Regions from separate parts of the Mus musculus genome. Here all the other regions are linked to region 4. A link is a loop called in an ENCODE intact Hi-C map of the cell type or tissue named here. Cell type or tissue: heart. All regions are shown on one strand. Links, peaks and the distances in the headings refer to the core of each region. The heading gives the core; the rest is flanking DNA. Region 1 overlaps Kcnq5 (potassium voltage-gated channel, subfamily Q, member 5). Region 2 has its middle 27 kb from the start of Gm32947. Region 3 has its middle 110 kb from the start of Kcnq5. Region 4 has its middle 310 kb from the start of Kcnq5.

Region 1 (7,994 bases), core at 1,429-6,428, 860 kb after region 4:
AATAAAAGGGAAAAGCTCCAAGTGGACAGGCAGATACTGAAAGACAGATGGAGGTGTAGCGGAAGATGACGTGGGGGAACTAGCTTGAGCAGAAGACAGAAGTCAAATGCACTAAATGCTGCTATGAGCTCAGAAAGATGAGGAAGAAGGTCCTTGGAAAGTGTCCATCGGTGTTAAGACCCCGGAGGGGGGAATGTCAGTGTAGAGGAAAGGGTTTGAAGTCAGATAGCAGGCAGAGCACTTCTTAAAACACAATATTGGAATCTCTGGCTCTAATATGAACAAGGGTGTCAAGAAATTCTTTGTGACTAGGGAAGACTCAGCTCCTCTAAATAGCTCACATCTGATCAGCCACCAAAGAGCCAGTGATGGCCTGTCAAACTTTCTAAAGTGGATATGCAAATCAGACCCCACTGTCACCCTAGATTGCATGACAGTCTTCTAGTCTTCTTTCTGCTCGACCTGTGCAAAGAGACACACATGCCCCTTCCTCTAATGCAATCTAGACTGTGGGTCCTTCTGAAGTCTCACTGTATTTCAGATACAAATACTCCACCGAGAAAAGGCTCTACTTGTCTTTGTGCTTGTTGATGTTGTTTGTAAGTCTACAAGCTGTTTAATCATCATGAGCTGTTAATCTTGCTGATGTTTTCTTTTCTCCGTTATTTTAACAGAGGTAGTGGTTCATTGTTTCCCAGTCTCTATTAAGACATTCTTGACAGCCATTCTACAGTAAAGGGCGCTGCCAGAAGAATGTTGTAAGGATCATTTAGCACATGTTTTTAAAATCAGCTAATGTATTCCCTAGGATATTCTTTGGTTTTGTTTTGAAGATAATTACTTGTGGCCAAATTTTTATTGAGGACGAATTAAACTACTGTTCCTAATGGAGGCACAGTGTGATAACATGCAGAGATTTTTTTTAACATTTTATTTGGTTATAATTTAAACTGAGCCTCTTTTTGTTGCTGGAACAAAGTGATTTAAGGATAATAGAGTGTGTGAGCACATTTTTACTTAGTCTTTTCACGTTTTAAAGTTTATGCAGAAAGACAAAGTCCCCATATTTAGATACCATACCAAGGTTAAGCAGACCTTGTAAGGCAAGTTAACTATTAGATCTACAAGATTTTTCTTGAGTTTTACTACCTTTCTTAAGAAAATTCACCAAGCCTTCAGAGCATCCTCTGTAAACTCTCAGCTAGAGAACAATAATAATTTAGGCCAGGCATGGTGGCACTTGCCTTTAATCCCAGTGCCCAGGAGGTAGAGGTAGGCAGATCTCTATGAGCTCAAGGCTAACCTGGTCTACATAGTGAGTTCCAGGATGTCAAGAGATACACAAAGATACCTCCCCCCCCCCAAAAAAAAAGAGGAGGAGGAGGAGGAGGAGGAGGAGGAGGAGGAGGAGGAGGAGGAGGTGGACAGACTCTTTTGACAGAAATGGAAACATGTTCTAAACCAGCCAACTGGTATACCTGTGCATTAGTTAAGTTTTCATTGCTTTTAAGAGACACCATGACTAAGGCAATTCTTTCATTCCTTTAATTTATTTATTCATTTTATATCTTCATCATTAACCCCCCCCCAGTACAATTCCTTCCTCCATTCCCCATCCCTTCTCCTCTGAGAATAGCTCCTATGTATTCCCTCTACCTTGCCACATCAAGTCTCTGCAGGGCTAGGTGCATCCTCTTCCACTGAGAGGCAAATATTAATTAGGCCTAGCTTACAGTTTCAAAGGTTTGGTCCATTATCATCATCGCAGAAAGAATGGCAGTGTGCAGGCAGACATGGTGCTGGAGGAGTGGAGAGTTCTACATCCTGATCCACAGGCAGCCAGGAGGAGACTGTCTTCTGTAGTCAGCCAGAAGGAAACTCTGGATCCTCTGGCCAGACTTGCACACTTATATGAGAACTCAAAGCCCCAATCCCACAGTGACACACATCCTCTAACAAGGCCACACCTCCCTATAGTGCCACTTCCCATGGGCCAAGCATATTTGAACCACCACAACCTGCTTACAACCTCTACTGAGAACACTAAACAGACTATATACAAGTGAAGCCAGTTTGTATATCTCTACTAAAAAGTGGGGCTTGAGAGATTACTTGGTGGTTAAGAGCCCTTTTTTTTGCAGACTTATGTTCAGTATGCAGCAGCTACATGGTGGCTCATAACTATCCATAACTCCACTTCCAGAGGGACTGGTGCCCTCTTCTAACCTCCCACAGGCCCCAGGCATACACTAAGTACACATGCATACATTCTGGGAAAATGTTTACATACATTAAATATATTTTTCAAAAGCTAAAAAGAAAGAGAAAGGCAGACAGACTGAGTCAGGCCATCTAAGGTCTCTGAGCCTTCCCTAGTAACTAGTCCCCCAGCCCGAGATGAAAGAAGAGTTGAGGAGTCGGAGGTGAGTGTTTCTATAATTTGTTTTACAGGATCTTCAAAAAAAACAAATACTTAGCCTACAAATAAAAGTATATATTGTTGATTATGTTTATATATTAACAAAAAAACAATATCACTAAATACCATAATGAATAACAACACATATGCTTACAAGAGGAGCAAAAATTACCAAATCATGTTGACCTGGTTGCCTATTCGGTGTGCTCCATGAATACTACCAAACTTGAGTTAAGGTCTAAAAATTGAAAATTTGGGGTAGGCTTGGGTTGTCAATCCAGTGTCTCTATCACTCAAGAATAAGCATCACCAAGCCAGGATGGGGTCCTTGTGACTTCTTTCTTTCTTTGTATTTATTTTATTATCGAGACAGGGTTTCATTGTGTAGGCCTTGCTATCCTGGAACATTGTAGATCAGGATGACCTTGAACTCACAGAGATCTGCTTGCCTACAAGCATATGCCGCCACCACCCTGGATCCTTGATTTTAAAGTTATTAGAGGCTGCATTTCTCACGGCAACTGAAACATCAGAAAATGGAGTTTTCTGAACTCAGAAGAAAGGCTGTGACATACAAAAGAGCTGAGCATAGGACCTCAAGAATCCAAGACAAAGTAGGAAGAATGTCCAGAGAGGAACCGCACATGTATTTTAGAGACAGTGGAATATATGATCAGATGCCTTAGAGGTGGACATACAGGATCCCTGTGACAGGCTGTTACCTCCAGAAACCATGTGCTACTATTTCCTCCAGCCTAGCTGAACACTCTCCATCTCTGCACTCTCATATTGACCTGTGCTCCCAGCTGCCTTCTGTCTGCTTGCCAGCTGCCTTACTAGTCCGAAAGTGCTGTGGCTGAAGGGGCTTGTGTCTTACACTGGCTTCCTTCAGTGGTGGACTAGAAGGTGAAATTATCCATTTCCTATCCAAGCAGGTGTTTATCACAACAGCAGGCAAACAAGACCAAGGTTGTCATTAAATCTCTGCGGCTTGGAGTGTAGCTCTAAAAAGCACTTTCCTGGTATTCATAAATCCCTGGATTTAATCCACAGCACTACAAAGTAAAGTGTGTGTGTGTGTGTGTGTGTGTGTGTGTGTGTGTGTGCGCGCGCGCGCACGCATATGTATGTATTGATGCCTAGTCTCGTGTGGCAGCTACACAGCCTGTATTTCCAGGTACTCAGACCACTTGAGTCTCAGAATTTAAATCCAGCATGGGCAACATGGTGAAATTCTGTCTCAAAATAAGAGGAGAAAGATTCAAAAATCTCTGGGTCGTATCCCAGACCAATTAAATCAGAATTAGAGTCAGAGCCCAAGCTCCCTGGGTGATTCCGAAGAGCAGCCAAGCTTGGGTAATAGTGCTCTCTTCACAGTCAATCAAACGCCTCTTCAGTTCACAGTCAGTTGGGCCCTCTCTGCCCCACGCACGGTTTGGCGGCTGGCCGGACCATCCATCTGTTGGTGGCAGCAATAGTCACTGCTGCTTCTGTTTTCTCAGGATTCTTCTCGCTGCATATTCATGTCTTCACCCTGATTTAGAGCTACTGGAAGGAGACTCTTGTGAGATTTTATAACTTGTGGCAACACAACAAATGCACCTACATTTCCTTAGCTCCTCAGAAGCACACATGTGTTTGTGTGTATTTATAGACATATTCTACCCAGAGTTTAACTTTGCTGTAGTTCCTTAGTTCTCAGAAAATGTGTGAGCAGGCTTCTCCAGTTTCTGGAGGAGGTGCCAATTCAGAGTCTGTGGTGAATCTTCAGCACCCTCTAGTGGTGTTAGTGGAGTACATCTGTTTTGTTCAACAGGATCGTTTTTTCCACGCCTCTTGATTACCAACAGCATCCAAGGACACTGACCTGAGGAATCGTCTGTTGCATTAATTAGCCCTGTGATACAACTCGTTCGTGTGAAGAAGAGTCTCCACTAAGTATAACTGACTTCTCAGCCTTTTCTTTGTCCCCCAAAGGCCAGCCAGGAATTGCCATTAAGAATAGGCCATTCACTTGGCAATGGTTTATTGCACCTGTTATGTGAGTGAAAAAGGCCCTAGTACGTCAAAGTACCAAAGTATTAAGACAGTAGGAGAGTATAATAATTAAGGGCTTTGCAAATTGTACTTGCAAAACACATGAAACTGAAGAAGAACGAACACCAAAGTGTGGACACTTTGCCCCTTCTTAGAATTGGAAACAATCACCCATGGAAGGAGTTACAGAGACAAAGTTTGGAGCTGAGACAAAAGGATGGACCATCTAGAGACTGCCATATCCAGGGATCCATCCATAATTAGCCTCCAAACGATGACACCATTGCATACACTAGCAAGCGTTTGTTGCAAGGACCGTGATATAGCTGTCTGTTGTGAGACTAGGCCGGGGCCTAGCAAACACAGTAGTGGATGTTCACAGTCAACTATTGGATGGATCACAGGGCCCCCAATGGAGGAGCTAGAGAAAGTATCCAAGGAGCTAAAGAGATCTGCAACCCTGTAGGTGCAACATTATGAATTAACCAGCACCCCTGAGCTCTTGACTCTAGCTGCATATGTATCAAAAGATGGCCTAGTCGGCCATCACTGGAAAGAGAGGCCCATTGGACAGGCAAACTTTATATGCCCCAGTACAGGGGAACCCCGGGGCCAAAAAAATGGGAATGGGTGGGTAGGGGAGTGGGGGGGGGGACTTTTGGGATAGCATTGGAAATGTAATTGAGGAAAATACATAATAAAAAAAATAATAATAATTAAGGGCTTAACTCTGGAGTCAAGCTGACTCATTCCTATCCCATGCTTGATAGTTCTTTAAGTATGGGCCAAGCGACTTGGCCTCTCTTTGTACTACGGGTCCTTATCTGCAAAGTAATTATACACCTCTCTCCGAGTGTATTAAGAAGTACAGTCTAATATTATCATCACCCTAATTATTAAATATATTTTAAAGGCTCTAATTTTAACCTGGGGCAATGTCCCCAAACATTTCCCCCACCCCTAGATAATGCACAAACTATCACCACTTCTTTTGGTAAACAAGGAAGAGGCCCCCAAAGTCTTTGACCTCTTTGACAACCCATTTCATAGACTTTCATTTATTCCTGGTTTCTTGGCCACCCCTCATAGTTCTTATCTAAAGCAGGGATGGGAAACAACAGCTAAGTCAAAACTCTTACCCAAAGTTCATTTGGTGCAAATTTGGGGTCACTGGGTCATAGCTGCATTTGTTTGTCTGTTTTCTCCAGAAACCATAGGACCTGCAGGACACACGACTTTCACCTGCTACCCTTTCACCTCGAATTACGTCTTGCCCTTTATCTGGGTTTTTAAGTTTCTCTGTATTTACACCCACCTATGTAGAGACAATTAAGACAGAATTTGCAGGCTAGCCCAAGACACAAAATCAGCTTTCACCCTCTACCCACCAACCCAGGACTTCACAAACCCCAGATCTCTCTTCCTTCTCTTATTCTGACAGATAAAAGTCATCTTCTTTGTATCTTAAATACAATGGTCTTGGAAAGGCAAGTCAATGAATAATTGAAAGACCTCTCAAATTCATAATTGAATAGCTTTTCTTAAGACGTTTCCCTCAAGGTAGATATGGTGGCACATGCCTTTAATCCCAGCACTCAGGAGGCAAAGGTAGGCAGATCTCTGTGAGTTCAAGATCAGCATGCTCTACAGAGTGAGTTCCAGGACAGGCAGGGTTACCAGGGACCCCCAAAAAAAAAAAAAAAAAAAAAAAAAAAAAAAAAGTTAATTCCTTAATTTTCAACAATCTCGTTTCTTCCTATGGTTTAAATTATTAAGCCTTGAACTTCATTTGATCCCCTAGGTAACCAGAAAATGGCCTAATCTCTGCTCTCTGGGAGATAATATATTTCAAAGTAAAAAGTAAAATGTCAGACCACATCAAGAATATTGTGTGTATACTAAAATGGAGATATAAATAAGCGGGCAACCCCTGCATTTGTTCAAAAGGAAAATATTGCAATCAGTAGGGTTAGGGAAAGAAGGAATCTTTTGAGATGACGATGGATGAAGTTGTGGATGTTGCTGTAGATTCACTTGTGCGAGTGTTAGAGATCACATGACTAGCCTGGACAAGCTGCGTTATAGTTATGAAGCTTCTTGCCTCCAATCCTCCCTGTGAGGGAGCTCTCTGGATTGCTAGACCATGAGCCTTGGCATCCACAAAAACTTACCACTTAACAGGTGAATGACCTTGGACTGGGTTACTCCAACTCTAGCTCTCCCCTGACTCCAAGAGCAAGGTGGGGAATTGTTAGTTTCGAAGTGGTGTGGTGCAGATAAACTGCTTAGCGCCTTGTGAGACATCCAGAAAGGTGGGACTATTAGAGAGCCATCGAAGAGGGCAAGAGCTGTCTATGTCTTGTTCAACCTTGTACCCTTACCACCCAGCTGAGCATCCAGGGGATCATACTGAATGCTCCCATCCAGGTCACTGCAATGGAGATGCAGACTCAGTTTGGAACACCGCAGTGATCATCACTGTCAGCATGGGAGGTTAAGGTCTAAAGCAGGAGCCAGGAAGACCTGAGTGGGATCCTGCTTTGCTGTGTAATGGTTGCTTATGTGGGGGAGGCGAGGAAGACAGTCTAAGATCTTTGTATTTCTGCTTCACAAAATATGTATAAAGCAGAAAAGACCATCTCTTCCAGTCCTGTTGAAGCTAAGGCATCGTGAATGCACTATGCACACACGTGTGTGTATACATGTTCATGTGAGTGGCTACATAGAGGGATATGTGCGGGTGGAGGTCAGAGATTGACATTTGATGGCTTCCTCTATGGATTGGTTTTTTGAGGCAGGATCTCTCACTGAACCTGGAGCCCCAGCTGTGCCTCAGTTTGTATGTGAATACATACTCGGCATCTAGACCTTCAAAACCAAGGTTCCCCAGCGCCAGACTTTCTTTACTTTTTACTGAAAAATCTTGCCTAAGCGGTTTTAAGAAAACAAACAAACAAACAAACAAACAGATTACTGAGTCTGATAGAGCATGTGCCTTTAATCCCAGCATTCTGGAGGCTGAAGGCATGCTGATCTCTGTGAGTTCAAGACCAGCCTGGTTTTCAAACTGAGTTCCAGGGCACCCAGAGCTTTTACAGAGAAGCTATGTTATGAAAAGACAAATAAATAAATAAATAAAATTTAAAAAGAAAAAGATAAAAGGAGGAAGCAGAGGAGGAGGAAGAAGGAGGAGGAAGAGGAGGAGGAGGAAGAAAGAGGAGGAAGAGGAGGAGGAGGAGGAGGAAGAGGAGGAGGAAAAGAAGAAACAAACACAGAATCCCTTTTCTGAATAAGAATATTGATGTTGAAAAATATGGTAAAGAGCTAGGATGTTGTGGATGAGTGATTCAACAGTAATTAGGATATAAATAATTTGAGGTTAAAGATACAATTAGAAGATAGAGTTGGGGGTTTTTTAAACTACTAAACAACTTGGATTCAGTCAGCTAACCTATCACATCAGATAGGTAATAGATAGTTTCTCTCTAAACTCTAATCTTTCCACTTTTGACCAAAGCATCATAAATTTTAGTTTTTA
Region 2 (7,994 bases), core at 966-5,965, 1.1 Mb after region 4:
AATCGGGGACTAGACAAGGCTGCCCACTTTCTCTCTACCTATTCAATATAGTACTCGAAGTCCTAGCCAGAGCAATTAGAAAACAAAAGGAGATCAAGGGGATGCAAATTGGAAAGGAAGAAGTCAAAATATCACTATTTGCAGATGATATAATAGTATATATAGGTGATTCTAAAAATTCCACCAGAGAACCCCTAAACCTGATGAACAGCTTCAGTGAAGTAGCTGGATATAAAATTAACTCAAACAAATCAATGTCCTTTCTATACACAAAGGATAAACAGGCTGAGAAAGAAATTAGGGAAACAACACCCTTCACAATAGTCACAAATAATATAAAATACCTTGGTGTGACTCTAACTAAGAAAGTGAAAGTGAAGTAGCTGGATATAAAATTAACTCAAACAAATCAATGTCCTTTCTATACACAAAGGATAAACAGGCTGAGAAAGAAATTAGGGAAGCAACACCCTTCACAGTAGTCACAAATAATATAAAATACCTTGGTGTGACTCTAACTAAGGAAGTGAAAGATCTGTATGATAAGAACTTTAAGTCTCTGAAGAAAGAAATCAAAGAAGATCTCAGAAGATGGGAAGATCTCCCAAGCTCATGGATTGGCAGGATAAATATAGTAAAAATGGCTATCTTGCTGAAAACAATCTACAGATTCAATGCAATCCCCATCAAAATTCCAACTCAATTCTTCAACGAATTAGAAAGAACAATCTGCAAATTCATCTGGATTAACAAAAAACCTAGGATAGCAAGAACTCTTCTCGATAAAAGAACCTCTGGTGGAATCACCATGCCTGACCTCAAGCTGTATTACTGAGCAATTGTGATAAAAACTGCATGCTACTGGTACAGCTACAGACAAGTAGATTAATGGAATAGAATTGAAGACCCAGAAATGAACCCACACACCTACAGTCACTTGATCTCTGACATGGGAACTAAAACCATCCAGTGGAAAAAAAGACAGCATTTTCAACAAATGGTGCTGGCTCAACTAGCGGTTATCATGTAGAAGAATGGGAATTGATCCATTCTTATCTCCCTGTACAAAGCTCAAGTCTACGTGGATCAAGGAACTCCACATAAAACCAGAGTCACTGAAATTTATAGTGGAGAAAGTGGGGGAAAGCCTCAAAGATATGGGCACAGGGGAAAAATTCCTGAACAGAACACCAAATGGGACCTCATAAAATTGCAAAGCTTCTGTAAGGCAAAAGACACTGTCAATAAGACAAAATGGTCACCAACAGATTGGGAAAGGATCTTTACCAATCCTAAATCAGATAGGGGACTAAAGTCATATATATATAAAAGACTCAAGAAGATGGACTCCAGAAAATCAAATAACTCTATTAAAAAAATGCGGTACAGAGCTAAACAAAGAATTCTCAACTGAGAAATACCGAATGGCTGAGAAGCACCTGAAAAAATGTTCAACATTCTTAATCATCAAGGAAATGCAAATCAAAACAACCCTGAGGTTCCACTTCACACCAGTCAGAATGGCTAAGATAAAAAATTCAGGTGACAGCAGATGCTGGCGAGGATGTGGAGAAAGAGGAACACTGCTCCATTGTTGGTGGGATTGCAAACTGGTACAACCACTCTGGAAATCAGTTTGGCGGTTCCTCAGAAAATTGGACATAGTAGGTCCAGCAATACCTCTCCTGGGCATATACCTAGAAGATGTTCCAACTTGTAATAAGGACACATCCTCCACTATGTTCACAGCAGCCTTATTTATAATAGCCATAAGCTGGAAAGAATCCAGATGTCCCTCAACAGAGGAATGGATACAGAAAATGTGGTACATTTACACAATGGAGTACTACTCAGCAATTAAAAAACAATGAATTCATGAAATCTTAGGCAAATGGATGCATCTGGAGGATATCATCCTTAGTGAGGTAACCCAATCACAAAAGAACCCACATGATATGCACTCACTGATAAGTGGATATTAGGCCAGAAACTTAGGATACCCAAGATCCAATTTGCAAAACACATGAAACTCAAGAAGAAGGAAGACCAAAGTGTGGATATTTTGTTCCTTCTTAGAAGGGGGAACAAAATACCTATGGAAGGAGTTACAGAGACAAAGTTTAGAGCTGAGACAAAAGGATGGACCATCCAGAGACTGCCCACCCAGGGATCCATCCCATAATCAGCCTCCAAACCCAGACACTATTGCATATGCCAGAAAGATTTTGCTGACAGGACCCTGATATAGCTCTCTCTTGTGAAGCTATGCAAGTGCCTGGCAAATACAGAAGTGGATGCTCACAGTCATCTATTGGATGGAACACAGAGCCCCCAAAAGGAGCTAGAGAAAGTACCCAAGGAGCTAAAGGGGTCTGCAACCCTATAGGAGGATCAACAATCTGAACTAACCAGTACCCCTCCCCCCAGAGCTGTGTCTCTAGCTGCATATATAGCAGAGGACAGCCTAGTCGGCCATCAATGGGAGTAGAGGCCCTTGTTCTTGAGAAGCTCATATGCCCCAGTACAGGGGAATGCCAGGGCCAGGAAGCAGGAGTGGGTGGGTTGGGGCGCAGGGCTGGGGGAGGGCATAGTGGACTTTGGCGATAGCATTTGAAATGTAAATGAAGAAAATATCTAATAAAAAATTGTTTATAAAAAATAAAGCACCGCTCAAGGAGAAGCCTTTTGCTGAGCCTAATATTTCAAAAACGAGCGGGCACGGCACATGAGTATATCTCCCAGATAAATCACCAAGAGCACTGAACGACACGTTTATATGTAAGAGGGGTGTTTGTACAACACAGCAAGCCTCGTATGCAAATAAAGGCCCCCAGCCATAGCTTCTGCTGGGTCACAAACGGGAGGTGCTTCCGCTCTGGCTTCGGTGAAAATGGTTGCTACAATGTTAGTGCAGTCTCCTCAAGGCATTTGGAGAGAGTTCAAAATGAGAGTAATGAGATAAAGGCACCGTGCTTTTGGGTAAGGCAGCCAGGGCAGCAAGAGACATCTAGGACTTTGCTTATTCCCAGGAGCACGAACAAGAGAAGGTGTGCCTCCAGCAAGAACCTGAAGGAGTTATTGTTAACACGTATTACTGATTTTTACCAGTGCATTAATGATACTTAACATCTGCCCAGTGCCCTGGGAGAAAAGGGGAGTGTCCCGATCTGATCCTGTGTCCTAGCCTAAGGCAGGGGAGGGGACTTCTGGCTTCAAACAGGTACAACTATGTATGAATGTGAAAACTAGGCACAGCCTTTAACCGCTCTAACTTAGCATGTGCATTTTCACATGCCTCAGCATAATAGCTTTAACTATTATGATCCCTTGAGGTCCCTGGACATGAAGACATTTCCCAGCTACATCTGCAAGATTCTGAGACATTGGAATTCATGAGCTCACTCTGCAACCTTCACCAAGATTCCAGCACTAGAAGGCCATTGGGTAGGGAGGGACAGCAAAGTCCCTTTTATTTCTGCACCTTAGCAAGACAGCCTAGGGCAGGGAAGTCAGCACTGTGGGAATGAATATATATAACACCTGCTGTCCTGAGCCTCAACTGTGGCTAAAGAGAGAAACAGTGGAGGGGGCAGAAAGAGCGACACGCAAGCTCAGTACCTCATTCCGGAAGCAATCTCAACGCAGCCGCACCCCCGCGGTGCGATTCACCCTTTCTATCCCGGGACAGGGGCCAGGCCAGGCCCACAGCGCGCATGTGCGGTCACTTTATCGAGCCCTTCCCAGGAACTTACTGCTCACCCGCCTAGAGAGCTGCTCCTAAATCCAGGCTGGATTTTGCTGCCCCCTCCCGGGCTGGCTGACACTTGCAGCATGTGCAGTATCAAAAGTCAAGAGTCCAAGTTGATCTGGTTTCAAAGCTCCAGAGCCCTTACAGCTCATTATCTAGGCAGATCATGATCTGCTTTTATAAAACTCGGTGAAACCAGGATAGCCAAGCTTAGATGTCCGGGAGGAATGACACAGAGCTCCAGCGTTGGAAAGCATTTGGAGTCTTCCAAGTCCAGGAGAATCAGTCTCCCCCCGCCACCCCTCCCTCCCAAATAAGAGCCTTAAAATGACTTGAAAGTGTGCCTTGCGGTAATCTCACGCCACTCCAGTCTTGCCTGAAAAGAGGGTTTACTCTCTGCCCTCTGTTATACAGCAGTAGTTCTGGTATTGAGGAAGTCCAGTTATCCAAGATTCTGTGGAGTGTGGAATAAACGAACCTCCCCTCAACAGAGGAAGGAACCTAATATGTACATTAAATCTTGTGACACTCCTTTGCTGAACCTATTCTCTCTCTGTCTCTCTGTCTCTGTCTCTGTCTCTGTCTCTGTGTGTGTCTCTCTCTCTCCTGCTCCTCAGGAATTAATCAAACCCTGGAAAGGTTGCAGGAACACTGGCAGCAAGACATAGGGATATGGAGGCATTTGTATCCTGAACTTCAAGTTCTCCTGGCCCTCCTCCTTACCTCCTGCTTGTTTACCCTCACCCCAGCCTTCTCTCTCTCCTCAGACTCACAGAACTTCTTCCCTACTCAAAATCAAATGTAGAGCTTTCTTCTAATTCCTCACTGTCTCATCATTAGGATCTGAATACATAGCTTTCACTCTGGGAAAGTAATTTTCCTTCTAAGAGAATCTGTCTCAGGCTAGCTGGCTCCAAGATCTTTTTTGCCTTGCCACTAAAAACTTAGACCATGGAAACAAGTACAGTATGTTTCAATTGGACTCATGCTGTCTAAACCACTTTAAGAACCCTCTGTATGCTATGGGGATTGCACACATGCAAATATAGGGAGAGGACCTCCCTGAGGCTCAACTTTCAACCTCCCAGTTGAAATAGCCAGTAAACCTATTTTACAAACAGATAACCAGGGGCAAACTAAGGTGGTTCATGACCACCACGCTGGCACTACAGAAAATAGTTGCAGGAATGCTACACGCAGAAGAGAAAGACTGTTTTCATCACATGAGCATAGGCGAGAATGAATTAATGGGAAGAGTGAGCGGGTGAGGAGAATCCATGTGAGCCCTGTTGTGCCGTATATGGTACACTAGCAGAGCTCTAACACAGGAAAGGAAAGGAAAGGAAAGGAAAGGAAAGGAAAGGAAAGGAAAGGAAAGGAAAGGAAAGGAAAGGAAAGGGGAAAGGGAAAGGGAAAGGGAAAGGGAAAGGGAAAGGGAAAGGGAAAGGGAAAGGGAAAGGGAAAAAAGGGAAAGGGAAAGGGAAAAAAGGGAAAGGGAAAAAGGAAGAAACAATCTGACCAATAAAATTATACCTCTCCAGAATAATCATAAATGTAATGACTTTGGCTCACCAAAGACATGCAGGCTGGTTAACTGGATTTACGACACTTGATCCAAATGTCTTTTGTCTCCAAAAAGCACACCTCAGGCATAAAGACACCTGCCAATCTGTCAAGTGAATGGAAGCCAAAATCAAGTGGGCATGGCTGCTCTGATGTCCAATAAGTATACTTCAAGTCAAAGTTAGAAGAGATAAAGAGATATTACATTATTAATAAGAGGATCAAACTTATTGAGAAGATATTACAAGCATAAATATATATCCACCAAACATTGCAGCCCTAATTTCATCAGCAAATATTAAAGACCACAAGAAGTCACATATGTCCTGATAAAATAATAGTGAATGACTTTAATACCCTACCCTCATCTTTATTTAACATTCAGTGTAGTAGAACAGTATCCTCTGAATTGAAACAAACTCAGGACATTCTAAAGCAATGGTTCTCAACCTATTGGATTGAGACCCCCCTTGCGGTCAAATGAGCCTTTCACAGAGGTCATAAGTCAGATATCCTTCATGTCAGATAGTTATATTATGATTCAAACAGTAGCAAAACTATAGTTATGAAGTAGCAATTAAAATAAGTGTATGGTTGGGAGTCACCACAGCATGACGAACTGTATAAAAGGGCTGCAAAATTCAGAAGGTTGAGAACCAGGGAGGAAGGTTGTGAACCAGTGCTCTAAAGAGAGGCTCAAGACCACTCGGTAAGGAACTCACAATCCTCTGGAAATCAGTGAAACTTAGCACATTCATGAAGATTCCTCCCTCCTCAAGGTTATATAAATCACAAGAGTCTCCTCTGAAAAGAGAACAGTCTCCAGCAGGTTGAGTTGCCTGCAAGTCACAGAGAGCTCCCCCAAAATGGGCCTTTTATGAACAGTGACATGGGGGTGATACAGCTGCCTCTAAGGCATTCCTATTCCCGTAAGTGACACCCCCCCCCAAACTCACTGGCTTACCAAGTTAAACTTTGGTAGAATCCATTCTTTGGTCTGTAATCAGAGCCCTATGTGGGATGAGAAGAACTTCCTTCACATGTCTCAGGAAGTGGACACAATGGTATCTTCCTGTGCCGCTAATACTAACATACCTATCTCAGACTCTACATCAATGCCTTTTTAAGACTCATTGTGTGAAGTAGTAAACGTAGTGTCCAATCAGGCATACAGACAGGTACTAAGTGCCAACTGCCCTCTTCCTGGACACTGAAGCCCACATACCCTGCAGGAACAAGTGTCTGAACTCTACTTACCCCAATGAACACTTGACCACATCTGTGGCTCAGACAACCCAATCTTGGTCCTTCTCCACACTGCTTTTCTCTTTCTAGAACTTTCCACTGAATCCTCCCGGTCTGGTAGTGCTGGCTTCACTTCTGACAGCCGAGTCAGGGATCACTCCAACTTAAGGTGATTTAAAGTTTTTGTTCTTTCTGTCAGTATTTCAGAGCTCAGTCTATTACTGAGTGAAGTCGTGACAGAAACCTAGAGACAGGAGCTGATGCAGAAGCCATGGAGGGATGCTGCTTGCTGGTTTGCTCTCCATGGCTTGCTCAGCCTGCTTTCTTAGAGCACCCAGGACAACCAGCCCAGGGATGGCCTCACAAATCAATCACAACTTAAGAAAATGCCCTACAGCCTTGCCTACAGCCCAATCTTATGGAAGCATCTTCTCAATGGAGAGTTCCTCTTCCCAAACAACCCAAGCTTGTGGCAAGCTGACATCAAACTAGCAAGCAAGTTCACAAAGTATTTACCTCTGAATGATATTCATAAATCTCCCCAGCTCTCTCGCTGACCAGTTCAGCTCATTTCTTTCCAGAGGGCAAGGAAGGAGCCCAGCCACAGCGGGGCGCGCTGGAGGCTAATCCGGAAACCCTCTTACAGAAACCGGCTCCCTCTGCTCCCTTTCTTTGCCTGGGAACCCCAGAAGTCGCTCAGAGCCTGGGGATTGAGAAGGACCAAATACCCAGCTGAAAGGTAGGAGGAGCTACTGGAGGGAGGGTTAGAGTGGCCTAGACGGCTTTGAGGAACAGCCCTCTTGACCCTCCAGGTCTGTCCATCCGCCCTTTCAACCAGACGGCTCCAGAATCGTGCCAAATCCAATCAGGTAATCCTGCAGCTCTGAGATGCCTCTGGTCCTCTCGGTTCCTGCTGCTGATCGCATGTTGGACCTCCACTCTCTAGCCTCAGTCCCGGAAGGCGGGTAGCCTAGACTTTTCATGCGGATTCCTGGTGGGTCAGTATTGGGGGCTGCTTACTGTCATGTGTTCCTGACATATAGCTGATCCAGGTGGTTCTCCTCCACCCACAAAGCCACTCAACCACCCCTCCGAGCATTCTAAGGTGCCATCTCCAGCCAAGGACAGCTTGGTTCTGGGTTCCTGAGCACTTTATGTTGAATTTAATAGACACAGAGGACATGAACCCTGGTAGTCCAAAGCCCTCTGGCAAATCAAGCACAACACCTCGCCTCAAGGGCCTGCTCTAAATTTGCTGGGGGGCCACTTGTCTCAGGACACTGTCATTTGTCACACCATACTCCTCGTTGGGTTTTACCAAACTGAAAAAGAGACAAGGGTAGGACAAAATTTTAAGTAACCAAAACAAACATCTGAAAATCAAGGGAAACAAAAAGACACGAAAAATGCCCAATAAAGAAAAAAAAAAGCAAAATTT
Region 3 (7,994 bases), core at 1,300-6,299, 200 kb after region 4:
AAGGTATCTGACTTTTAGCCCTGGAGTTTTTGTTTTAGTAACCCTGTTTGCAGGAACAGCAACATCCAGACATGCTGTATACCTTCCTTTCAACTTCCTCTTTCTCAGATTCCAATGAACACTCCCAAAGCCCAGGTCACAGATGTGATCCTGGTTAAACTCAGTGTGTTTAAGAGTGTCTCTTCCAGAGATGTTTCTGGTAGTTATTAAGGATGCTGTGTCTCAGAAGGTGTATCATGTCTGCATTGCTTTTAAATCATCTCCTGATAAACTTTATTATTATTAATTATTATTATTATTATTTTATTAATTAATTTATTTATTTTACACTCCATATTTTATTTTCCCCACACACACATCCACCCTCTGACTGCTTCATATCCCATACCTCCTCTCTACCCCTGTTGCCACGTGGATGTCCCCACCCCCTACCTCACCTGACCTCTAAACTCCTTGGGAGTTCCAGTCTCTTGAGGGTTAGGTGCCATCATCTCTGGATGATCACAGACCTGGAAGTCCTCTACTGTATGTGTGTTGGGGGCCTCATATCAACTAGTGTACGCTGCCTGTTTGGTGGTCCAATGATTGATTGATCTTGGGGGAGGGGTTCAGATTAATTGAGACTGTTGATTCTCCTACAGGATTGCCCTTCTCCTCAGCTTCTTTCAGCCGTGACTAATTCAACAACAGGGGTCAGTCAGCTGCTTCTGTCCTTTGGTTGGGTACAGATATCTGCATCTGGTTCTTTAGCTGCTTGTTGGGTCTTTCGGAGGGTATTCATGACAGGTCCCTTTTTGTGAGCACTCTGTCAATCCTGCTCTGGCTGATTCCGTGTCTTCACCCGGTGACCATCGAATGTGGGAGGCAGCAGCAAATCTGGCTGAGGACGGAGATTTAGAGGCACCAAGAGCATTTCAGGAACAACAGATGTAATGCCACTGGGACAGGATCCCGATGGCGAGCTAAGATAGCTACAGTTTGTTCAATCATCAACTCAATAGAGCAACCGACTGATTAAAGCTCACCTTCACATAAAAGTCAGAATTACAGACTACAAAGACTTAAAAACAGAAGCCTCGAGTGAGTGAAGGGTTATAAAGAGCAGTGCCTTTGGGACACACAGAGACAGTGATGTTGGAGACAAAAGAAGCTAAACTTAATTTGAAGTTTGTCCTATTTAAATCAACAAAATATTCACTTATAATCAGTGTTTCATGTTCTTCTGTTTTTCTCAAGTATTTTCAAATTTGTTTAAGACAAGGAGTATGATATAATCGTCTAAAGCATCTGGTCTCATCTTACAATGTAGCCAGGTACATTTTGTGGTTAATAAGAGTTTAAGAATGAGATCTTTAACGTCTCAACTTCATGTGTAACTTTTTTCTGTATTGCCACATTACAAAGGCCACAGAAACAGAATTTCCTTCTATGACATCTACTACCAAACCAGGCATCCTATAGTAGAGCAATTATTGTCAACTAAATTTTTCTCTGAAAGATTTATAAGTCATCAGAAAATTAAAATCTTTTTGAAGAAACATAGTATCAGACATACAAATATTTCACAAATATGCTAGAAGTAGACAAAATCTAGACTATTAAGCCAGTGTTCCATTTAACTTAATTGGATCTGTAAAAACTTGACAGAATCCAGCTTCAACTTATGTTGTTGCCTGCTGTAGTTACCAAATTGTGTATACTTTTATATCTGATAATTTCAATATTGCTACTATAAAATGTGGGGAAAAGAATAAGAACAGGAATTTTTATTAATATAGTTCTCTCACTATATTCTTTAATAGGATGCATTTAATTGCCATGGGTCTGAGTTCTCACCAGCCAATTTAAAATGCATAAGAATGTCAGAGGCATAGAGTTTCAGAAGCACAAAGGATATTTTGAATATTCTAATTTTGTTTTCTTTAGATGAGGTTCTAACAAACACAGCATGAATTTACTGACTTAAAGCCATCCAGATTTAGTAATGATTTCAAGTGGAACATGTGTGCTAATGAACAGAGAGAGACACACAGACACACATCCTTATATGCAATCAAAATAGAAAAGTAAAATGCACATTGGTGAAGTAGCCTTCCAGGGGTTCATGAAATATTTAAGATACACCTAAGCAAGAGTCTGTGTGTAATGGAGAAGCGCTACAGTTTATTTCTCTGCTTGCAAAATCTTGCTTTCTTTTAACCACCAGCATCACCCAGTGCTTTCTAATTACAATTAAATTCTTAATGCTGCTCCTTATAGATAGGGCAATATTACCACAAATGGCTTTTGCCAATTTCCCCATCATTCATTTGTAAACTTTTTATTCTCTGCCCTCCTCCTGTGACTAAATCAAACCTGCAATGTCCTGCTGCGTGATTCGCTTCCATCTTGCATCAGAAAGTGCTCTTCCTCCTGCAGCCCAACATGCAATTAAAAATCCAAACTGCTAATAAACAGCATGGATTCCTAGGCTGGAAAGCAGGCCATCTGTGCAGCAAACACCTGAGCGTGTAGAGTGGAGCCTTATACTATTGATTCAAAAGCTAACTATAAATGGGAAGCCTGTGGAATATCATCTCACCCAATACACTCAGATGCTGACTCACTCCAGTCCTGCTAACTGCCTTACAGATGTTACTTCTTAGGCTTCTCTTCAGTCTTTCTCCCCTTCAATGGTATTAAGCTTGGGGTTCCAGATGTGGCAAACAGAAGTATGGAATGTCCCATGTTACAAACACACTTACGCTAAACATTTTATTATTTTTCCTAGAATTTAAGCCAGCATTACCTTTGTATATACCAGACTACTTATACACAAATGCCTAGAAGCTCTCTCTGAAAATAATATGGTCTTTCTTATTCCTCAATATAAAGTTTTCATACAGTTGAAGAAAAGAGTCCAGTCACTGAACATCCCGTAAACATTACCTCAGGAAATGGCATGGAAATTTGCCATGTTTAGTGTATTGGGTAGGCTGCCAGTAAGCAAACATTTTAAAGAAGTCTGCTACCAAACACTTTATACCTTGTAACCCATAGAGTTCCTAATAGCTTCTACTCTTCCTTTGAAGCAAGAAATGGGTATGGCTATGTTCCAATAACGCATCATTTACAAAAAGAAGTGTTTGGCTAGACTTGGTCTATATGCTACAGTCTCTAACCAGTACTACAGTTGAATTGGACCTAAATCATGGTCCTATGACATTAATTTTATCTTGCTCAAAAATGAAATCTAACCCATAGGAAACACCTATATCCCCGAAATCTGTCAAAATAACAAGATTGTTGCAGGGTAGTGGTTCTCAGCCTGTAGGTCCTGACCCCTTGGGGGTCAAACAACCCTTTCACAGGGGTCAAATATCAGATATTCTGTGTATCTGATATTTACATTATGATTCATAACAGTAGAAAAATTATAGTTATGAAGTAGCAACCAATAATTTTATGTTTGGGGTCAACAGAACATGAGGAACTGTATTAAAGGGTCACAGCATTAGGAAAATTTAGAACTAACATTCTAGGGAATGGAAATGAAACTTTTCAACATTCAATGTCCCTATTGAAGGGATAGTCAAATTATAACTTTAAATAAACAACAGACATATTTAGAAGTAAAATGTGAAATAGGGGCTGGCAATCCAAAGGTGGAAATTCTAAACAGAAGAAACAAGATTGAAGGAGAGGAAGGAACGGCACGTTGTTACACAAGGGCAGCTGAAAGGCAGCCCGAGAACAGGATATGGCTGGAAGAATCAAGAGTGAGGAGGCAAGTTCTTTCCATGACTCACTGCTGAGCAGCAGTACGGGATCAGAGCTGTTTCAAAGGGGATACAGGGAAAGTGGATACAGCACACAAGAGGAAGGACAAATAGAGCCAAGGACAAAGAAGGAAATAAATGGAGTGGTGTCTAGCTCTTTGGCAGGATGGGTGGAAAATAGAAGCAGAGAGATTAGTTGCATTTATGATCACCCGCCAGCAGCTACTTGTTTACGATAAGAAGGCTAAGGCCAAGACCATGGGTGTACCTGATGGTGACAGAGGAGGCATTTTTTACAGTAAGTGTGGTTTGCTGCCCCCAGGGTTTCGTTTGTGAGGAAGGATGCAGGCATACATTTAAAATCAACCATGCATGTGACAGCCAATGATGTTTTTTTCATCGTTGAAACAAAGGCTAAATTTGAGACAGATAGAGAGAAGCAAAAGCAAATTGAGTGGAAAAATTACTTTATTAAGTACATTTCTTTCTTCCCTTTTCATCGGCTTTAAAGCCAGAATAAGCCTGATATAATACTATCTGTGGAGCTGACTGAAATGACAGAAAGCAGTGATTGTCATTAAATATCCCCATGGCAATAGGCATAGACTACATACACAAAAGCCTGGAAATAAAGAACCAATGCTGAACTAAAGCAAAGTGTGTTCTGAGAGCACAGCGAGGAGCTGTTGGAAACCTAAGAGTCAGACTTTGGAAATGACCAATAGTATCATGTAGGTAGAATTGCAATATTGGTAAGTTAAGGTTCTCCCCAAGTTAGAATACAAATTTAAAAGCCATGGTTGCTTGAATGGAAATGCCTCCCCTAGGCTCATGTGCTTGAACCCTTGGTACTCATTTGGTGGGACTGTTTGGGAAGGATTAAGCAGTGAATCCTTGTGGGAAGAGTTGTGTCACTGAAGATGAGCTTTGAGATTTCTAAAGCCCATGACATTCCTAGTGAGCTCTCCCTCTCCCTCTCCCTCTCCCTCTCCCCCGCCCCGACTCTCTCTCTCTCTCTCTCTCTCTCTCTCTCTCTCTCTCTCTCTCTCTCTCTCTCTCTCTCTCTCTGTCTCTCATTTACAGATGGAGATGTAAGCTCACAGCTGCTCTTGCAGCCCTGCCTTTGTTTTGACATTATGGGCTCTAACAGTCTGCAACTGTAAGCCCCAAATTAGTTGGGTTTTTTTGTTGTTGTTGTTTTGGTTTTTTTCATAAGTTGCCACGGTCATGGTGTTTAACCACAGCAATAGAAAACTAATTAAGACAGGAGCAATACTCCAAGATATGTTTAGCTACTGACTGGTTATCATCACAAAAATGATAACTAAACTCTCTCCCAGAAGAATTCACATACTGTGATCAAAATTACTTAAAAACATCTCCACCTCCTGTGTAATTTATTTTGGCATTTGTCATACTGAAATGTATTAAAAAGTCTCTATTCTCCTTGGATACTTTCTCTAGCTCCTCAGAGATCTGCAACCCTGTAGGTGCAACAACATTATGAACTAACCAGTACCCCGGAGCTCTTGACTCTAGCTGCATATGTATCAAAAGATGGCCTAGTCAGCCATCACTGGAAAGAGAGGCCCATTGGACACGCAAACTTTATATGCCCCAGTACAGGGGAATGCCAGGGCCAAAAAGTGGGACTGGGTGGGTAGGGGAGTAGGGGGGAGGGTATGGGGAACTTTTGGGATAGCATTGGAAATGTAATTGAGGAAAATCCGTAATAAAAAAATATAAAAAAAAGAAAAGAAAAATAAATCTCTATTCAAATGAAGTTACTGCACATGCTCAAAGGAAAAAAAATATCTTTGGAGACAAAATCCATAAAATCTGCTGAGTATGTATGTATGTATGTATGTATGTATGTATGTATTTAATTTTACACTCCATATTTTATTCCCCTCCCTGTCTACCCTCCCGACTGTTCCACATCCCATACCTCCTCCGCACCCGCTGTCTCCCACCAGACCTGACCTCTAAACTCCCTGGGGCCTTCAATCTTTTGAAGGTTAGGTGCATCATCTCTGAATGAACACAGACCGGGCAGTCCTCTGCTGTATATGTGTTGGGGGCCCCATTATCAGCTAGTGTACGCTGCCTGTTTGGTGGTCCAGTGTTTGAGAGATCTCAGGGGTCCAGATTAATTGAGACTGCTGGTCCTACTACAGGGTCGCCTTCCTCCTCAGCTTCTTTCAGCTTTTTCCCAATCCAACCACAGGGGTCAGCTGCTTCTGTCCATTGGTTGGGTGCAAATATCAGCATCTGATTCATTCAACTGCTTGTTGGATCTTCCAGAGTATGGTCATGCTGGGTCCCTTTTGTGAGTGCTCCATAGCCTCAGTAATAGTTTCAGGCCTTGGAGCCTCCCCTTGAGCTGGATCCCACTTTGGGCCTTTGCTGGACCTTCTTTTCCTTGGGCTCCTCTCCATTTTCATCCCTGCAGTTCTTTCAGACAGGAACAATTATGGGTGAGATTTTGGACTGTGGGATAGCAACCCTATCCCTCACTTGATGCCCTGACTTCCTGCTGAAGATAAGTTCCCTCTCCCTACTGTCAAACATACCATCTAAGGTCCCTCCATTTGAGACCTTGGAGTCTCTCACCTCCGAGGTCTCTGGTGCATTCTGGAGGCTCCGCTCAACCTCCTACCTCCCGAGGTTGCCTATTTCCATTTTTTCTGCTGATCTTTAGGGCGTCAGCCTTTTCCCTCACCCAATACCAGATCAGGTTCCCCTCTCCCCCCTACCCCCCACCCCTGTCCATTTTCCCTCCCAGGCCCCTCCCTCCCTTCCCAATTGTGATTGGTTTCTTCTTCTTCCCAAGTGGGACTAAGGCATCCTCACTTGAGCCCTTCAGTTTGTTGATCTTTTTGAGTTCTGTGGACTGTATTTTGGGTATTATTCACTTTAGTGAGTACTATCATGCATGTTCTTTGGGTCTGAGTTACCTCACTCAGGATGCTATTTTCTAGTTCCATCCATTTGCCTGTAAAACTCAGAATGTCCTCGTCCTTAATAGCTGAGTAGTATTCCATTGTGTAAATGAACCACGTTTTTCTATAGTCATTCTTCTGTCATAGGAAATCTGGGTTGTTACCAGCTTCTGGCTATAACAAAAAAGGCCATTATGAACACAGTGCAACATGTGCCTCTGTGGCATAGTAGGGCATCTTTTGGGTATATTGGCAAGAGTGGTATTGCTGGATCTTCAGGTAGACCTATTTCCATTTTTCTGAGGAACCTCCAGACTGATTTCTAGAGTGGTTGTACCAGTTTGCAATCTCACCAGCAATGGAGGAGTGTTCCTCTTTCTCCACATCCTAACCAACAACTGTTGTCACCTGAGGTTTTGATCTTAACCATTCTGATTAGTGTAGGGTGGAATCTCAGGGTTGTTTTGATTTGCATTTCTCTGATCACTAAGGACTTTAAACATTTCTTTAGGAGTTTCTCAGCCATTCAAAATTCCTCTGTTGTGAAATCTCAGTTTAGTTCTATACCCCATTTTTTGATTGGGTTGCTTGGTTTTTATGTTGGTTAGCTTCTTGAGTTCTTTATATATTTTAGATATTAGCCCTCTATCGAACCTGGGGTTAGTGAAGAATTTTTTGCCAATCTCCATGTTGCCAATTTGTCTTATTGACTATGTCCTTTGCCTTACAGAAGCTTTCCAGTTTCATGAAATTCTTCCCTGGCCAATAAATTCAAGGCTCTTTTCCATTTCTCTTCCTTTAGATTCAGTGTATCTAGTTTTATGTTGAGATCCTTGACTCACTTGGACTTGAGCTTTGTGCAGGATAACAAATATGGGTCTATTTTCATTTTTCTACATACAAATAGCCAGTTATATCAGTACCATTTATTGAAGATGCTTTCTTTTTTCCATTGTATATTTTTCATGTCTTTGTCAAAGATCAAGTGCCTGAAAGTGTGTGGTTTTACTTCTGGATCTTCAATTTTATTCCATTGATCAACATGTCTGTCTCTATGTCAATATCATGAAGTTTTTATCACTATTGCTCTGTAGTAAAGCTTGAGGTCAGGGATGGTGACTCCACCCAGCTGTTCTTTTACTGTTAATACTTGTTTTGGCTATTCTGTTTTGGTTTTTTGTTTGTTTGTTTGTTTGTTTGTTTGTTTTTGCCTTTCCAAATGAATTTGAGAATTACTCTTTCCATGTCTTTGAAGAATTGCGGTGGAATTTTGATGGGGATTGCATTAAATCTG
Region 4 (7,994 bases), core at 1,025-6,024:
TTGCACAAGAGATACTTGGAGTGGGCTTGACCCCGACTGCCAACATAACACAAAGTAAAAGGGTTTGTCAGCCAGGCCCTCTTCATCAGCATCTTCCGTGTATAACTATTGAGATGGGTACAAAGTAGAAGGAGACACATCTGGACCATTCTGTTACTTTGTCCACTCCCCGTGTTTCTGGCATGTTTCTGGTTTGTTTTGCTCTGGGTCTATGTTATCTTTACTGTCTCTATCTGTCTAAGAAGTCTAAGCTCCAAACCAAACCTACAGCACCTGATCCAGTGGTCCAGCTCCTCATATCAGAGTTAGAAAACTACTAATCATATAAACCCAAAGCCATTTTATTGGGTCATGCTCCTTCACTCTCCAAGTTTCAAAATATAATTATGAGCCACATAACAGTATTTTTGTTAACAGTGGACTGCATATATGACAGTGAGGACCATCTAGCCAGCTATGGATTAAACCCATCACCTAGATAGGTTCTTGTGTTCTGTCTCATTTGTAATTGCACAATCTTGATCATTGAGCCACATGTGTTTGATTTATTCTTGAAAATGATGATGAAGCCATTGAGAGATTAAAGAAATCATAAGGAACAGAGGGCCATGATAACCTGCAATGTTTAGACAGCATGGTCCAAGATCGCAGATTCTGAATACTGGAGTTGGGGCCTTAGACTCAGGACAAAAATGGCTGACACCGAATGTCCAGAGAACCCCAAAGTAAACAGTGAAGTAATTTGTTATCTAACTATTTGTGACCTAAATGTGTGAGTGTCATATAAATCTGGCTTTGAGGTCAGGATCATTCCTTGTACTGGGTGCTTTTGACTTCTGTAGAACTGCATGCCTATAACCTGTGTGCTGGTTTGTTTGTATTCTATGCTTGCCTGTCTTTGGCCTACATGTGCTAGTACATATCTTGAGTCTGCCAGAGGTTGTTGGTCTGTGTGGTGTTCCTTACCACAAATAAATAATGTCTTATCTGCTTGTGACTTCCCACAATCTCTTCAACCTCTTGGCCTCTAGTGACCTCCCTCCTATCCCTAGGCACTGGACCTTGGCCCTAACAGAAGTCCATGAGGAATTGGAGAAGGGTACTTTCCATTCATACTTTATTTGTTCACCCAAATCTTTTGAGTGCTTTAGGTTAGTAAATCACCAAATAATCATATATATATATATAAGGGAAAAGAAAAGCTTTTATAACCAGGACTTCAATGAACCCATGATTATGCCTGAGGTCAGACAGAAGCGCAGTCATACAAGAAGGCTCTCCTAACCAAATAAAATATCCGATGAGAACCATATCACAGGGCCAAACCTCGCATCAGAACACAGTCTGTGCTAACAACAGGAAAGAGGTCAGTGGAACACTGAAAATGGAAATGAGGTCACTAGGTTTCAAATACCAGGGTAAAGAAGCAGGTGGCGGGGCATGGTCATGCAGTGTTGCTTCTAACCTCTTAAAAAAAAAATCTGAGGGTTTCCTATCTTTAACATGGTGTTCAATATTTCTTTAGCAGGAGGCAGGTAACTGCGAATGGAAATAAGAGCCAAAGTGTCTAGTAGCTCAAAGTACAAGTTTCCTTTGTGCTGGCTAACACTCAGCAAAGCTGAGCAGATGAACACTAATTACTACCAGGTTGAAGGAAACCTTGGAGTCACCAGTATGTGACTTTTAGGTTCCCCCAAAGTTAGTGCCACAGCAAAACAACAACCCAGATGCCCCTCAACAGAGGAATGGATACAGAAAATGTGGTACATTTACACAATGGAGTACTACTCAGCTATTAAAAAATGAATTTATGAAATTCCTAGGCAAATGGATGGACCTGGAGGGCATCATCCTGAGTGAGGTAACCCAAACACAAAGGAACTCGCACAATATGTACTCACTGATAAGTGGATATTAGCCCAGAAACTGAGGATACCCAAGATATAAGATACAACTTGCTAAACACATGAAATTCATGAAGAATGAAGACCAAAGTGTGGACACTTTGCCCCTTCTTAGAAATGGGAACTAAACACCCATTGAAGGAGTTACAGAGACAAAATTTGGAGCTGTGACGAAAGGATGGACCATCTAGTGATTGCCATATGCAGGGATCCATCCCATAATCAGCTCCCAAACGCTGACACCATTGCATACACTAGCAAGATTTTGCTGAAAGGACCCAGATATAGCCGTCTCTTGTGAGACTATGCCGGGGCCTAGCAAACACAGAAGTGGATGATCACAGTCAGCTATTGGATGGGTCACACGGCCCCCAATGGAGGAGCTAGAGAAATTACCCAAGGAGCTAAAGGGAACTGCAACCCTATAGGTGGAACAACATTATGAACTAACCAGTACCCTGGAGCTCTTGACTCTAGCTGCATATGTATCAAAAGATGGCCTAGTTGGCCATCACTGCAAAGAGAGGCCCATTGGACTTGCAAACTGTATATGCCCCAGTACAGGGGAACCCCAGGGCCAAAACGGGGGAGTGGGTGGGTAGTGGATTGGGGGGGGGGGTATGGCGGACTTTTGGGATAGCATTGAAAATGTAAACGAGAAAAATACCTAATAAAAATAAAATAAAATTAAAACAAAACAAAACAAAACAAAAAAAAAAAAAAAAAAAAAAAACAAAGCTCGCCTTAATTAGTTTGGCCATGAATCGCATCAGTGGTCTTTCTCCTCACGTCTGTTGGATTAACAGCTCCATTCCATTGGCTGGAGACCCAGAGTGAGTCAAGCATGAAACACTGAGCAGAATACTGGCCATCATCCCTGCTTCCTGGCCATGGGTGCAATGAAGCTGGCTTCACATTCCTGCCTTCACCACCTAAGGACCACTCTGTCTCACGTTGCTTCTGACTATTTTGTCACATCAATGAACAAAACAACCATTAAATGTAGTATTAATAATAAACAATAAACATACTAACAAGGAAGAGAGAAACAAATGAACACATATATTAAACAAACCAATCAACCTGAGTTCTGCCTTCACTCTGAGGGACTAGCTGCTCAAAACTGCATTGAAATAAAGCCAAATTCATTTCCCTAGCCATTTATAACTCTTACATTTGATTAAAATTACCAATTTCATACCTGAGAACAATGTTTTAGGGCTTCATTTATGTTCTTGAGACATTCTTGGAGTGAGGCTTTCAAATAATATCTTAAAGAGTTATGAGGTGTTCTCCTCACACATTTGTAGTGGTGATGGTAGAGGTAGGTCCTAGAACATCCACTCTTAAGACCTCAGGTCATGATTCTGAGCATTAGTGTGTTTGGCAATTTGATTATGGTTTAGGGAGTGGAGATGCTGGTGTGTATCACTCAGGAATATCTACTAAGGGAAAAAGGAAGCTGGTGCCGAAGAACAATAATTTTAATATATGGCAACTGTATATCAAACATGACTCAGAGGTTTTTAAAATTCCTTTTCCTAGAAAACTAGGCAATCAAAATGCTAGATGACAGAAAATTAAACAAACAAAAGACTCTCCAGAGTGTGGGTAGATGGCCTCACGGCAGAAAAACATAGAAGAAACCTCAAATACAGAGTGGGTAGTAGCTGGCCTCTTAAAACTGTGACCTCCTCATCTTTCCTCTCCAGAACCCCGCGTGTTGAAGACCACGCACACACAGATTGAGCAGGGACTACAACTCAAATTGAAATTCCCAGTGTGCTCTCATCTTCGGAGAGAGTGGTATTTGTGAATTGCCACCGATTATTGGCAGCTGTATTATATTGTTCTCCTCCCTTGTCGAATAAAAAAGAAAAGAGAGCATGTGCTGTCATACTCTGCCACACCAGCTGAAGGACACAAGTTCAATATTAAAACCTGACTTCCACTCTGAACTCTGTCTTGCCCAAGTAGAAAACAAATGTAGTGGGGCATTTCAGCCACAAGATGGCAGCAGCGCTTCATGCAGCTTGGATACCCTTCACAGTACCATTGCCATAAAAATCTCAAGAGCAATTACAGCAGAATGGACCAAACTTGAAAGTTTGAGGCCAAACCTCGGAAACTGTCTTTACCATTACATAAACACATCTGCTTTGGAACTTTAACTGTCTTAAAATTTCAAAAATGTCCACATCCTTATCATTCTTTCTCATTAAAGAATTACGTACGATGCCTTCTTTTGTAATACGGAGTTTTACTCTTAAAGCTTTCAAATTGCAGTAAGTTCGTGTGATTTTCCTTAATGAGTCTGGCCGGAGAATCACTTACTCAATACGGAGTTGGTTGATGCTCAGGATCACGTTACAAGCAACCCCTAAGTGCCCAGACCAGACAACAGAAGCTAGGCATCGGGAGCTCTGAGGCACACGGGAAAACATTCAAAGCCAGGCTGGGTTAAACATCTGGAAGCTTGAAGAGCCGGGGGGGGGGGGGGGGGGAAACATACAAAGCTAGACTATGTTAAACGTTGGGAAATTGTGAAGGCTCCTAGGTCTACCACAACAAATTACCACAAAGTGGGTGACATAAAATAACAAGAGTTGTGTGTAAGCCCCGAGAGGTCAGAAACACAAAGCCATGGTAACTCAGAGGGATTGAGTAGCCTTAGAATATAGGAAGAATCTTTTCATAACCTTCCTAGTTTCTGAAGCTCCAGGTGGCCTTTGGAAGGTGGCAGTCTCTGTCACCACATTCCTTTGCCCTTCTACCCTAGATCCCTGAGGCTGTCATTGGAGTTTGGGTGTGGCAAGACCTCTTCTAAGGATATTAACTATTACAAAGAGTTGCAAACACAGGTACATTCTCACGTTCCCGGCATGCCTGTGGTTCAGGTAAATGAGGTCATTTCCATTCAGGTTCAGGTGGAAGCCGATTCGCGTCTGGTATCTTCCCAGTCTCATTACCACGAGTAACTAAGTCAGTCTGGAGAGAAGCCAGACCATAGCCACTGAATCAGTAAAGTTCCATTAACTATGAATCTGGGAGCTTCCCATCAACAAATGAACAAAAACAAAAAAGCAAAAAGAAGCCAAGAAATAACAACAACAAGACCTTCAAAATGTCTCTGAAAACCTTTCTGTGAGTCCTTGAAACAACTTGCTAGATGCGTTTTAACAGCCACTGCAACAATTTATACTTTTTACAATAACAACAAAACGTTCAAGTTGGGTTTTTCTTTTTTAAAAATGTATTATTCATTTTAACATTACCTATATACATGCATGTCTGTGTTTGGTGACATGCACGTGAGTGCCCAAGAGGCCAGAAGAGGGCATGAGATACACCGGAGTTGGAATGACAAGTGATCATGAGCCATCTGATGTGGCACTTAAAGGTCCTCTATAAGACGCTAGTATCTCTCAACTCCTAAATTAATCTTTTTGTGACGGGTATAAACAACTGGTTGTGAAATCTCACTATTTTCTGATATTGAACAGAAAACACAGACAATAATACTGACTACCTTGCATGTCTCAAAGGAATACATGAAGCATTCTTGATTATACAAAACGGTATAAGAACGGGACCTGTGTTTCCCACTCTCATCCTAACAGCCCACAGAGGAACAGTATAGATGCAGACACAGAGCCAGAGCCCTTCCTTCCTCAAAGGCTGGTCTTCTAACCCAACCACTAGGAGCAGTGTGACTTGAGAGCTTGTTGGAGATGTGGAACCTCAGATTCCATCCAAAACTGAATCAAAGGCGTCTTATAATGTCATCCCTGGGGAGGTATCTGGACACTAATCTTGGGAGAACTCTGCCCTAAGTGATTTTGTTGGAACGTTTTAATTTTTGTACAGGGACTCTTCTTGTCTTCTCTGATATTGAGGGCTCTTTAGGGACTCCCTCCAAGATCATCAATTGAGGCAAGGAAAGAAAAGAGTGACTCAGATGATCTGAATGAAACCTGCAGTAGCAGCATCTGACATGGACACTAGTCATGTTTAGCTCAGGTGACAGCAAAGTCAATGGAGGAACCTACAGAGTGGGCGATCTCAAGTCCAGCCTTCGAGTTTGGTCTTTCTAGAGGCAACTGTAAAGATTGACTGCAAGGGAGTGCCAGGGATATCACTTAAGAAATATATAATAGGAGTAAAGGAAATGGGGACGAACATTAGGAAGACATAAAAGGAAGGGAGAAAGCAAAAGAAAGGAAGGGGCGAAGTCAGCACTCGGCTACAGAGTCCTTTGATTTCCCTCACACCTCGTTTCTGGTTCCTTTCCAGAACGTGTGACTAACTATAACGTTCATCTCCATAAGGTCCGACCCAGTCCTGCTTTGAACTGCCCAGATGAAAGGCGCACCACAAATACAGAATGATGGCATCCAGGTTGGCGTTTGAGCAAGAAAGTATCTCAGTGTGGTCTCCTATTATTTAAAAGCTGAGAGTTCCTGACAGAGCTGCTGGGCTTCACACAGTCTCACTGTGGGTTGGTGAGCTTTCTGGCAGGGCCATGGTTGCCAAGGAAACTGCATCAGGAATGAACGACTGGGACTGTGGATTCTTGGTTGATTGGTGAAGCTTAAAGCCTAATACCGCATGCAAGACACACTTTTAGTGACCAGAGCAAAGGCAAATGATCGTTACAAGAAGGGATCGCGACTCTCTTCTCCCTCAGATCTCATCTGGTTGTCAGTTCCTAGTCCAGAAAGTTGTTGCCTTCTCTGGATCAATAAATGGGGCTTATAAACCATGAGCAAGAACACGTGAGCCCCACAAGGAACCGTTGCCTTCCTTAGTTGGTCACAGAAGTCTTTCTAGTCTTCCTGCAAGCAAATGTGAAAGTGCAGTGAGTAGGTGATACTCAGAAGTTTCCTGCCCTCTGCTTGCTTTGTTCATTAAGGACCAGAAGAAAGGCTGCCTTGCCATCTTTTCCACTAGGGGAATGTATGTGGAAGATTCAAGAATCTTACTTTTTGTTGTTGTTGTTGTTGTTGTTGTTGTGGTTCACTGCACATCTGTAAACTTGTCTTGACTGCTCCTGGATGGAGTTCTTCCTCTCTGCTCCCTGGGATGGCACCCACGACTTTTATTATCACATTCTATTGTTATTATTTGGGGAATGCCTATTATTTTTGTTCACGCCTATTGTTTTTGCTGGCCAAATAATTTTCTTGACATCAAGGATTATGTTTATTTTAGCTTTTGAAAGTGGCCAGCACAGTGCTGGACAAGGAGCGTTTTCAATAATTATTTGAGTAATCTGTTCTCTTGAGATAAAGGCTGAGGGAATGAGGAAGACATAGCCTGAACTACCTCTAGGAAAGGACATTGTAATCGTCTCCTTGAAGACCTTGCCTAGTTGCAAGTCATTTATATAGTTAATGCACCAAGCTTTAATGTTGCCTCTACCCCTAGAAGACAGGTGGTGCTATTCACACGGAGAAAAAAACTCAACCCAAGAAAGGATAAGCAGGTCCAGGAGATGTCCAGACTGAGCCAGTCAGATTTCCCCACATAACTCTGTCAGTGTGTCAGTGTTCTAGAGACGTGTGATAGATGTTGTAGAGTCTTGTATAGAGTATTCTCAGGATAAGAAGGACACAGACCTCTCATGGTGATTAAACCATCCTTGATGAGAGGAAATGAAGTTAGATTCCACATTGGTTGGAATACAGTGGGACCCAGTAGTGTGTGTGCAAAAGGATGCCAACAGAATAGAATAGACAAGATATGCTAGGGGTGAAACAAGTTCCAATGTTGACAAGCACTGGAGGAATTTTCAAGTGGTTTAAAAACTTTATCTCTAACTCAGGTGAATTATATGATTTTCAAAAAACAATGTGATAATTAGACAATATATGCAGATGTGCTTAGCAAAATTCCCAATGTACGATAAGTGCTTAGGGCACTGTTATCACTTTTATTACCAATACCATTACCATTAAATATGGATGCTATTGTTGTAAAAATGGTAGTTTGGAAATTCTGTTTGATTCCCTTAGGGGATGGAGATCTAGTCAAGAGCTTACCCATACTAAACAAGTGCTCTTCCACTGAGATATATATGCCCAGTTCTGA

The links. A loop is a pair of places that touch in the nucleus more often than their neighbours do. Peaks named below come from ENCODE experiments on the same cell type or tissue, not always from the same donor. Only the 100,000 strongest peaks of a DNase experiment are listed, where the experiment ranks them.
Region 1: a loop joins it to region 4, with 9 times the contacts of the local background. A loop is called at or near these places in 37 of 42 quality-filtered maps.
Region 2: it touches region 4 in a loop (7-fold over the local background); 7 of 42 quality-filtered maps call a loop at or near these places.
Region 3: it touches region 4 in a loop (2.3-fold over the local background); 4 of 42 quality-filtered maps call a loop at or near these places.

What each region holds. Positions count from the first base shown.
Region 1 is chr1:21,407,599-21,415,592 of GRCm38, reverse strand. All of the region lies in intron 11 of Kcnq5 (potassium voltage-gated channel, subfamily Q, member 5), which reads left to right. Among named protein-coding and RNA genes, the nearest start is that of Khdc1b, 28 kb to the right of the region's middle. In heart, for the core only: a CTCF peak has its summit at 4,196 (motif pointing left); no DNase peak of the experiment used is centred there; H3K27ac peaks cover 348 bases.
Region 2 is chr1:21,162,176-21,170,169 of GRCm38, reverse strand. It overlaps a transcript of Tmem14a not described here. Among named protein-coding and RNA genes, the nearest start is that of Gm32947, 27 kb to the left of the region's middle. In heart, for the core only: CTCF peaks have their summits at 3,617 and 3,816 (motif pointing left); a DNase peak (open chromatin) is centred at 3,699; H3K4me3 peaks cover 1,152 bases; H3K27ac peaks cover 536 bases; H3K27me3 peaks cover 779 bases.
Region 3 is chr1:22,066,134-22,074,127 of GRCm38, reverse strand. No RefSeq gene overlaps it. Among named protein-coding and RNA genes, the nearest start is that of Kcnq5, 110 kb to the right of the region's middle. In heart, for the core only: no CTCF peak of the experiment used is centred there; a DNase peak (open chromatin) is centred at 3,907.
Region 4 is chr1:22,265,092-22,273,085 of GRCm38, reverse strand. No RefSeq gene overlaps it. Among named protein-coding and RNA genes, the nearest start is that of Kcnq5, 310 kb to the right of the region's middle. In heart, for the core only: a CTCF peak has its summit at 3,914 (motif pointing right); no DNase peak of the experiment used is centred there.